Regions from separate parts of the Homo sapiens genome. Here region 1 is linked to region 2. The links are chromatin contacts, found by POLR2A ChIA-PET in ENCODE. All regions are on one chromosome and are shown on one strand. The core of a region is the stretch at or near the end of the contact, and the rest is flanking DNA. Distances in the headings are between cores, read along the strand shown. Region 1 holds the start of RNASEH2A (ribonuclease H2 subunit A). Region 2 overlaps DNM2 (dynamin 2).

Region 1 (4,619 bases), core at 459-2,958, 2.0 Mb after region 2:
CCTGCAGTGAGCCGAGATCGCGCCACTGCACTCCAGCCTGGGCGACAGAGCGAGACTCTGTCTCAAAAAAAACCAACCAAACAAACAAACAAACAAAAACATTTAAGTTAGATGAGCGTGGCGGCACATGCCTGTGGTCCCAGCTACTCGGTACGATGGGGAGGAAGGATCGCTTGAGCCTGGGAGGCAAAGGTTACAATAAGCCGAGATCGCTACACTGCTATCCAGCCTGGGCAACAGAGTAACATCCTGTCTCAAAAAAAAAAAAAAAAAAAAAAAAAAAAAAAAAGTGGAGGGGGAGGCGAAGAGGAGTAAAAGGAGATAAAGAGACAATGAACTAGGACCCTGAGGAAGGGGCATGAGCCTGGTAAGGGGCGGGAACCCACAGGCAGAGGACATGAGCCCCAGTGAGCCCAGGGAATAGAAGTGGTGGATGCCAGGCACTGTGGCTGGCTCAGGCTTGTAATCCCAACACTTTGGGAGGCTGAGGCGACCGGATCGCTTGAGCCCAGGAGTTTGAAGCCAGCCTGGGCAACATAATGAGACCCCGTCTCTACAAAAAATACCAAAAATAGTCGGGCATGGTGGTGTGGTGTGCACCTGTAGTCCAGCTGCTTGGGAGACTGAGGTGGGAGGATCGCGTCAGCCCAGGAGGTGGAGGTTGCAGTGAGCCAAGATCGCGCCACTGCACTCCAGCCTGGACAACAGAGAGAGACCCTGTCTAAAAAAAAAAGAAGGCCGGGTGCGGTGGCTCACGCCTGCAATCCCAACACTTTGGGAGGCCGAGGCGGGCGGATCACAAGGTCAGGAAATCGAGACCAACCTGGCTAACACGGTGAAACCCCATCTCTACTAAAAAGTACAAAAAATTAGCCGGGTGTGGTGGCGGGCGCCTGTAGTCCCAGCTATTCGGGAGACTGAGGCAGGAGAATGGCGTGAACCCGGGACGCGGAGCTTGCAGTGAGCGGAGATGGCGCCATTGCACTCCAGCCTGGGCGACAAGAGCGAGACTCTGTCTCAAAAAAAAAAAAAAGAAAAAAAAAAAGTGGGTCGAGGGGTGGGGGTGGGGACATTCATTCTAAGTTGGGAGGAATGAGCTTCTATAGGGAGCAGAGACCCTGAGCAGGAGTCCACCGAGGTCTGTGATCTCCAACGGGGGTGGGGAAGGCTTGGCCTGAATGAGACAGAGGTTAGGAAGCACAGATCTTGCACGGAGTGGAGGTGGGCCGAAGGGAGCAACCAAGAGAGGGAGTTTGGGGACTCCAAATCCAAAAGCCTGGGTTTAGTGGAAGCGGGGCTACCTGGTCCAGGGGACTTAGAATGTGTACAGAAGCAGGGACCGCAAGTACAGGGCCTGAATCCAAGTGGCAGTTGGGGACCCAGTGATGCGGTGACCCGTGTCCTGGGAGTGGGGTGATATTTGACTCTCTAGTTCCCCGTTAGGCTGGGTCTTCGAAGCTACGTCTCAGTTTCCCTCTTATTTCCCCCTCTTCCCACCGGGCCACGCAGGCGGGGCCCCAGAGACCGTGAAGCAGAGCTTGCAAAGTGACCCCGTCCACCGAATTCCCCAAGCTGAGTGTTCGGCCATAGCCCTTCGGGACTACAATTCCCAGGAGGGCGCACGGCAGCGACGTCGGCGTCGGCTGCGTAAGCGTCCACGGCGGCGGGAGCGCCAGGGGCGTGTTCTGCCCGCGGATTGGCCGGAAGCAGGCGCCGCTTCGAGGCCCGCGGAAAACGCGCGCCGAGACCCGCTCCTGCAGTATTAGTTCTTGCAGCTGGTGGTGGCGGCTGAGGCGGCATGGATCTCAGCGAGCTGGAGAGAGACAATACAGGCCGCTGTCGCCTGAGTTCGCCTGTGCCCGCGGTGTGCCGCAAGGAGCCTTGCGTCCTGGGCGTCGATGAGGCGGGCAGGGGCCCCGTGCTGGGTGCGCCCCTAGGGCCAGGGAGGGGAGGGGCGTGGTACGGAGGATGCGGGAAACGGGAGTCGGGATTGCACTGCACCAAGGGAGGGGATGTGGTCGTGGTGATGGCACCTAAAGAAGCAGTGATGATAGAACAGGGATGAATGGCAACTTTCACGGGCTCAGTGATTGGACCCCGGCTGCCAGAAAACTGACACCCCTTCTCCCCAGGCCCCATGGTCTACGCCATCTGTTATTGTCCCCTGCCTCGCCTGGCAGATCTGGAGGCGCTGAAAGTGGCAGGTGAGCCCGAGGTGTGCGTCTGGGGAAGGGATTCCTGGGTATGTGCAGGGGCAGGTGAGAACTGAAAGGGGAGGGCAGGAACTGGGAGAACCAGCTGTTCCCCTTCTCTTCCAAACCTCCTCCCAGACTCAAAGACCCTATTGGAGAGCGAGCGGGAAAGGCTGTTTGCGAAAATGGAGGACACGGACTTTGTCGGCTGGGCGCTGGATGTGCTGTCTCCAAACCTCATCTCTACCAGCATGCTTGGGCGGTGAGGGGTCCCCGGGAGGGGCAGCCAGCATGGGCTGACCAAGCTTTGTTCCTAGAATGAGATTAACTGGGCTCTGTTCCCCACCACAGGGTCAAATACAACCTGAACTCCCTGTCACATGATACAGCCACTGGGCTTATACAGTATGCATTGGACCAGGGCGTGAACGTCACCCAGGTGAGTTAACTGTAAGTTGTCCCCATTTGGTCATCTCAGGATAAAATGGGGACAAAACAGGAGTTCGAGACTGCAGTGAGCCATGATCATGCCACAGCACTCCATCCTGGGTGACAAAGGAAGCCCCCCAACTCAAAAATGGAGGCAGGGCGCAGTGGCTCACGCCTATAATCGCAGCACTTTGGGAAGCCGCGGCGGGTAGATCACCGGAGGTCAAGAGTTCGAGACCAGCCTGACCAACATGGTGAAACCCCGTCTCTACTAAAAATACAAAAATTAGCTGGACGTGGTGGCAGGCGCCTGTAATCCTAGCTACTCAGGAGGCTGAGACAGGAGAATCGCTTGAACCCAGGAGGCAGAAGTTGCAGTGAGCCAAGATTGTGCCATTGCACTCCAACCCGGGCAACAGAGCAAGACCCTGTCTCAAAAAAATAAAAAATAAAAAATAAACTAAAAATGGGAGACCAGGCGCAGTGGCTCACGGCTGTAATCCCAGCGTTTCAGGAGGCTGAGGCAGGCAGATCACCTGAGGTCAGGAGTTGAAGACCATCCTGGCCAACATGGTGAAACCTCATCTCTACTGAAAATACAAAAAATTAGCCCAGCATGGTGGCGGGTGCCTGTAATCCCACCTATTGGTGAGGCCGAGGCAGAAGAATTGCTCGAACCCGGGAGGCGGAGGTTGCAGTGAGGTGAGATCGCGCCATTGCACTCCAGCCTGGGGGACAGAGCGAAAAATAAAAATAAAAATAAAATAAAAAATAAATGTGGGCAAAAATGTGCAGTGTGCAGATTCAGCATCAGATACGTCTGGAGTGCCTCGGGCATATTCATTGCTACTGTTGATTTCGTGCTCCTGTTTCTGCCCTAAATGTGTGCCACACTGACGACCACAGTGTAGCCCCTAGTCCCGTCTCCATCTAATCTCTCCCTCATCCTAAAGGCTCAGTCTCCAGAACAAATCCTACATTGTCTACCTGTCACCTCTGTCCTAGCCCAGGACACCCCCCACTCCCTGGACACCTGCTGAGTGTCGTCTCTCGTCCCTCACCCTCCTATCCCCTCCAATCTGTTCCCCAAGCAGCAACAGAAGGTAGTCTTTTTGAAATGCACATCTCGACATTTAGTTTTCCGATCACAGTGGAAATTAAATCAGGAAAATTCACAGTCGAGTGGGGCAGAATTACATTAAATTACCAGAGAAAAACATAAATCAGCATTGCCTCGAATGCTCTCAATGAAAGAATGGACCGTTCTGAGAGAATAACAAGGCAAAATAACCTTGACGTAGGAATTGTATGCTGGGTATGGTGGCTCACGCCTGTAATCCCAGCACTTTGGGAAGCTGAGGTGAGCAAATTGGTTGAGGCTAGGAGTTCCAGACCAGCCTGGGCAACATAGCGAGACTCCATCTCCACAAAAAGAAGAAGAAAGAAAGGAATTATAGCAAGGTAGACCCTGCTGAGGAGGGACCTGAGGACCAGGCCCAAATGCAGAGCTGGCGATACAGTAACTGGTGTAGACAGACAAGGGCCCTACCCGTAGGCGTTCAGGGCCTAGCCTGGGCAGAAAGATGGTCAGCTGGAGGTTGGGCGCAGTAGCTCACGCCTGTAATCCCAGCACTTTGGGAGGCCGAGGCGGGCGGATCATCAGGTCAGGAGTTCGAGACCAGCCTGACCAACATGGTGAAACCCCATCTCTACTAAAAATAAAAAATAAAAAAATAAAACATGAAAGATGGTCAGCTGGTAAACAAAAAATAAAGGTTGTTTCTGAAAACAGTAGTGCTGTGGAGATACCACTTTCCCCCAGCAGCTCTTGGACCCTCTCTTCGGTGCTGCAGCCAAAGGCCCCCATGCATGGGCCCAGCATCATGAACCTGGTCCCAGCTCAGGGCCTTTGTACTGGCTGTTCTCACACCTAGAGCCCTCTTCCCCAGATCTCTGCACAGTTCACTTCCTCACCTCCTTCAAGCCTTTATTCACCAC
Region 2 (4,547 bases), core at 1,467-3,966:
CAGTGCCCTGGCCCTGTGGCCATGCACCCCAAAGTGTAGCGTGGGCCCTGTGCTCCAGCTCTGACCAACACTAACCCCGGCTGGAGGCAGGAGAGCCAGGCCACCGAGGGGTGTGCGGGCACATCCCTCTCCTTAGAAACCGGGCCAGGCCTAGGAGTATGGAGGCCTCACATTTCTCTGGGGGAGCACCGACAGCCTGTCTCCCTGTTTTCCCTCACCTGGTTGTCATTCAGTCATGGAACCAGGGTCTACTAAGCACTCGTTCTGTGCCCAGCTCTGGGCTGAGACAAGGCAGTGCCCCCACCCCGCTCCCCCCGGGTGAATGGAGGCATTCCCAGACTGCCAGACCTTTGGTGCTAACACCAGGACGTCCTGGACAGACCAGGAAGAGCTCGTCACTGCGTTCCCAGAGGGGATGCTGTGACCTCACAGGGGCTGCTGGCCTCAGCCCCCTCACCCACCACCAGGCAGCCCGTGAATGGCCAGATGCCAGGGGTCACTGCCTGCTCCAAACAACTGTGAGAGTCCTGTCTGCTCATCCCAGGGAGGGATAAGTCTGTACCCTTGGCCTTAACAAGGGGCGCCCGGTGGCATCTCATGCTGTCCCCAGCCTGGGCAGTGACTTCTGCATGGTCCAGGGGTCCCTGGGTACTCTTTAGCCACCTCCGTCTTCATGGCCACCTGGGGCTTAGCACTCACATCCAGCCACCAAGGAGCCGCTGGAGCTGTGGGCTGGTGGCCCTGGTTCAGAATGTCAGGCCCGGGGTGGGTCGGGGTAGTCCGGATGAAGCCCCTCCAGAGGACCGCCCCCGACTAGGACAGCATCTGGGCCCCAGAGGGATTCCTGGAGGCCCCATCTCTGGCGCTCCTGCCGTGCCGTGCCCTGCCATGCCCTGCACTGGGGGATGCAGGCCAGCCCTTCGCAGCTGTCCATGGCCATGCTCAGCCCACCCTTTGTAGCTTGGCCAAGTCTGTCAGTGCCTGGGTCCCAGGCCGCCCTGTGCGTGCCTCCGTGTGCTTCCTGCAGCTCCCAGGGCCCTCGTCCTGAGTGGGGTGGGGGGCTCTGCCCACACATGCCTCCAGCGGCCAGGGAGCATGGGAGCACAGCCCCCAGGCTGCCTGCCGTTAGTTGTCAGGTGAGTCCCTGCGCAGGCCTGGGTTCTGACCCCCACGCAGATGACAGCTACAGCCACACAATCCCCATCCATGGGGTCTCCCAGCCTGAAACCCTGATGTGTCAGTCAAAAGGATGACCACCAGGCTTGCAGCCAGCTTGGGACATGAGCCGCGCTCCTTCAATGTCCTTGGGGAGGGCCCCTGGGCTCACACCTTTGACCCTAGCCCTCTGTGTGGATGCTACCCTTGGAACCTTATCTCACGCAAACAAGTGCAGTTCCTCAGATGTCACATTTCATGTGCCACAGCCCCACACACAAGCCCCAGGGACTCCTCCCATGGGCCCCTTTCCATCAGGCCTCTGTGAGTCTATACCCCATCAGCCCCTGGCCCAGTGAGTCTGTCTGTCCGCCCACCTGCCCAGGTGGCGCCTCATGTTGGTTTCCTGCTGGAAATGCTTGGGACAGGGTGGAACTGGGTTTCCTGGGCTTTGGGGCTGGAGGTGTCTCTATTGCGGTCCCTGGCTTCCCACTGAGCTGTGGGCAAGGCTGCTGCGCTGGGGGATGGCTGGGGCACGGAGCGAGGTTCCCTGCTAAGCTGCGCGCTTTCCCCCAGGTGATCCGCAGGGGCTGGCTGACCATCAACAACATCAGCCTGATGAAAGGCGGCTCCAAGGAGTACTGGTTTGTGCTGACTGCCGAGTCACTGTCCTGGTACAAGGATGAGGAGGTGAGTGGCAGGCGGGAGCAGGGCTGCTGGGGTAGGTGGGGCAGCCAGGGAAGAGCGGGTGGGCGCTCCCTCTGGGCAGAACTCAGTCACTGCGCCACTCTGCCCTGAGTCACCATTAGGACTGTAACTCGCCGGGCACGGTGGCTCCCGCCTGTAATCCCAGCACTTTGGGAGGGCGAGGCAGGTAGATCACGAGGTCGGGAGTTTGAGACCAGCCTGGCCAACATGATGAAACCCCGTCTCTACTAAAATTGCAAAAATTAGCCAGGAGTGGTGGCACGCGCCTGTAATCCCAGCTACTCAGGAGGCTGAGGCAGGAGAATCGTTTGAACCCGGGAGGCGGAGGTTGCAGTGAGCCGAGATTGCGCCACTGCACTCCAGCCTGGGCGAGAGAGCGAGACTCCATCTCAAAATAAACAAACAAACAAACAAAAAACAACCGTAACCCAGGGCTGGAGAGCAGCCACCATGTGCCAAAAGGCTTACATTGTACCTGGCCCCCATGGGACCAGCTCCTAGAGTGCAAAAGGGAGATGGAGGGTGATGGAGTCACTAGCAGGCTAGAAACAGGCCCTGACCTCCAGTGCCACTGTGACTGCCCCGTGCTCAAGAGAAGGGGCCATGCCCAAGGGTCAGGGGCTCAGGCATGCAGCCAGCCTCCAGGGGCACCGGGGTTCCATCACTTACACCTCAGTCAGGCCCCTTGCCTCTCTGGGCCTCAGTTTTTCTATCTGCGAAGTGGTCTAGGATGGTCCCTGCCCACTGTGCGGTGCTTGGCCACAGTGTGCAGAACGATCCCCACATGCTCGTCATTATGGGAAGGAAGTGGAGAGGCCCCTGGGTGATGACTGCAGGGAGCAGTGTTGAGTGCTGAGTCATGGGAGGGACTCGTTCACTGCGAGTGAGGGGGCAGGCCTTGAGCAAGGATACTGCCAACCGGCCTCTGCTCTCCATGCTGACCCAGCATCCCTCCTGATGGTCCTATGTAGAAAAAGATACATAATGTTTGACATATTTATGGGGTCCCTGTGATGTTTTATTAGATGTACAGAGTATGTAATGATCACGGCAGAGTGTTTGTGGTGTCTGTCACTTTGGTATTCCTCATTTTCCTGTGTTCAGAACAGTTCAGGTCCTCTCTTCTGACTACTTTGAAATACACAAGGCTGGGCACGGTGCCTCAGGCCTATAATCCCAGCACTTTGGGAGGCTGAGGTGGGAGGATGGCCTGAGTTCAGGGGTTCAAGACCAGTTTGAGCAACATAGCATTACCCTGTGTCTATTAAAACCCAAAAAAAATTAGCTGGGCATGGTGGTGCATACCTGTAGTCCCAGCTACTCAGGAGGCTGAGGTGGGAGGGTCACTTGAGCCCAGGAGATGGAGGCTGTGGTGAGCTATGATCACACCACTGCACTCCAGCCTGGGCCACAGAGCAAGACACTGTCTCAAAAAAAAAAAAAAAGAAGAAGAAGAAGAAATAGACAATACGTTGTTGCATTGTTGGCTGGGCACAGTGGCTCATGCCTGTAATCTTAGCACTCTGGGAGGCTGAGGTGGGTGGATCACCTGGGGTCAGGTATTCAAGACCAGCCTGGCCAAACGGTGAAGCCCCTTCTCTACTAAAAATGCAAAAATTAGCCAGGTGTGGTGGCGCACGCTTGTAATCCTAGTTACTTGGGGGGCTGAGGCAGGAGAATCACCGGAACCTGGGAGGTGGAGGTGGAGTTTGCAGGGAGCCGAGATGGTGCCACTGAACTCCAGCCTGGGCGACAGAGTGAGAGACTCCCTCTCAAAAATAAAAACAGGCTGGGCGCAGTGGCTCACGCCATTAATCCCAGCACTTTGGGAGGCCAAGGCAGACAGATCACTTGAGGTCGGGAGTTCGAGACCAGCCTGACCAACATGGAGAAACCCCGTCTCTACTAAAAATACAAAATTAATCTGGCGTGGTGGCGCATACCTGTAATCCCAGCTACTCAGGAGGCTGAGGTGGGAGAATCGCTTGAACCTGGGAAGCAGAGGTTGCGGTGAGCCAAAATTGCGCCATTGCACTCCAGCCTGGGCAACAAGAGTGAAAGTGTGTCTCAAAGAAAAAAAAACACCAGACAATTGTTGTTAACTATAGTCTTAACTGCAGTCACCCTACTCTTCTGTTGAACAATAGAAGTTAATGCCTTTTCTCTAACTGTATGTTTGTACCCATTAACCCCACCTCTCTTTACCCCCTACTTGTCCCCACCTTTCCCAGCCTCTAGTATTTATCCTTCTACTCTCCACCTCTGTGAGATCCGCTCTTCTACCTTTTATTTTTTTAGCTCCCACGTATGAGTGACAACATGCAAGATCTGTCTTTTTGTGCCTGGCTTATTTCACTTAACATAATGACCTCCAGTTCCATTCATGTTGCTGCAAATGACAGGATCTCATTCTTTTCTATGGCCCTGATCAACCCGTTTCTTGCTTAATTCTCTTGACGTAACCATGGCTTAGTGGCCTGGAAGGGAAGCCACTTCTGTGTGATAGCTTGTTGCTACTCTGATGCGGTCCAGGTTGGCTTTCAAGAGTCCCTGGCAAAGAGAGCTGTGTTTTTCTCATTGTCCTGGTTGCTCTGGGAGAAGACTGCAGGCTGTCCTGTGAGCCATGGCTGTGTTATGTGGGCAATGGATTTGCGTCTGTAACAGAGGCCCAAAATGAAGGCTCT

What was found. ChIA-PET counts read pairs that join two places held with the same protein, here RNA polymerase II (POLR2A).
Region 1: POLR2A ChIA-PET joins it to region 2 with 11 read pairs in AG04449. The contact joins the promoter of RNASEH2A here to the enhancer-like site in region 2. POLR2A ChIA-PET finds 5 or more read pairs at or near these places in 2 of 52 experiments (AG04449 and activated CD8-positive, alpha-beta memory T cell).

Annotation. Positions count from the first base shown.
Region 1 is chr19:12,804,876-12,809,494 of GRCh38, forward strand. RNASEH2A (ribonuclease H2 subunit A) reads left to right here and starts at 1,709. Exons shown (of 8, transcript NM_006397.3): 1 at 1,709-1,925; 2 at 2,133-2,204; 3 at 2,331-2,454; 4 at 2,544-2,631. The coding sequence starts at 1,799. RefSeq lists a cis regulatory region at 956-1,988 and enhancers at 1,433-1,562, 1,763-1,812.
Region 2 is chr19:10,810,533-10,815,079 of GRCh38, forward strand. It overlaps DNM2 (dynamin 2), which reads left to right. Exons shown (of 21, transcript NM_001005361.3): 15 at 1,732-1,845. Among named protein-coding and RNA genes, the nearest start is that of MIR199A1, 4.7 kb to the right of the region's middle. RefSeq lists an enhancer at 1,151-2,083. Within about 2 kb of position 2,717, at least 19 of the 41 ENCODE cell types and tissues checked have a DNase peak (open chromatin) inside an H3K27ac peak, as active enhancers do.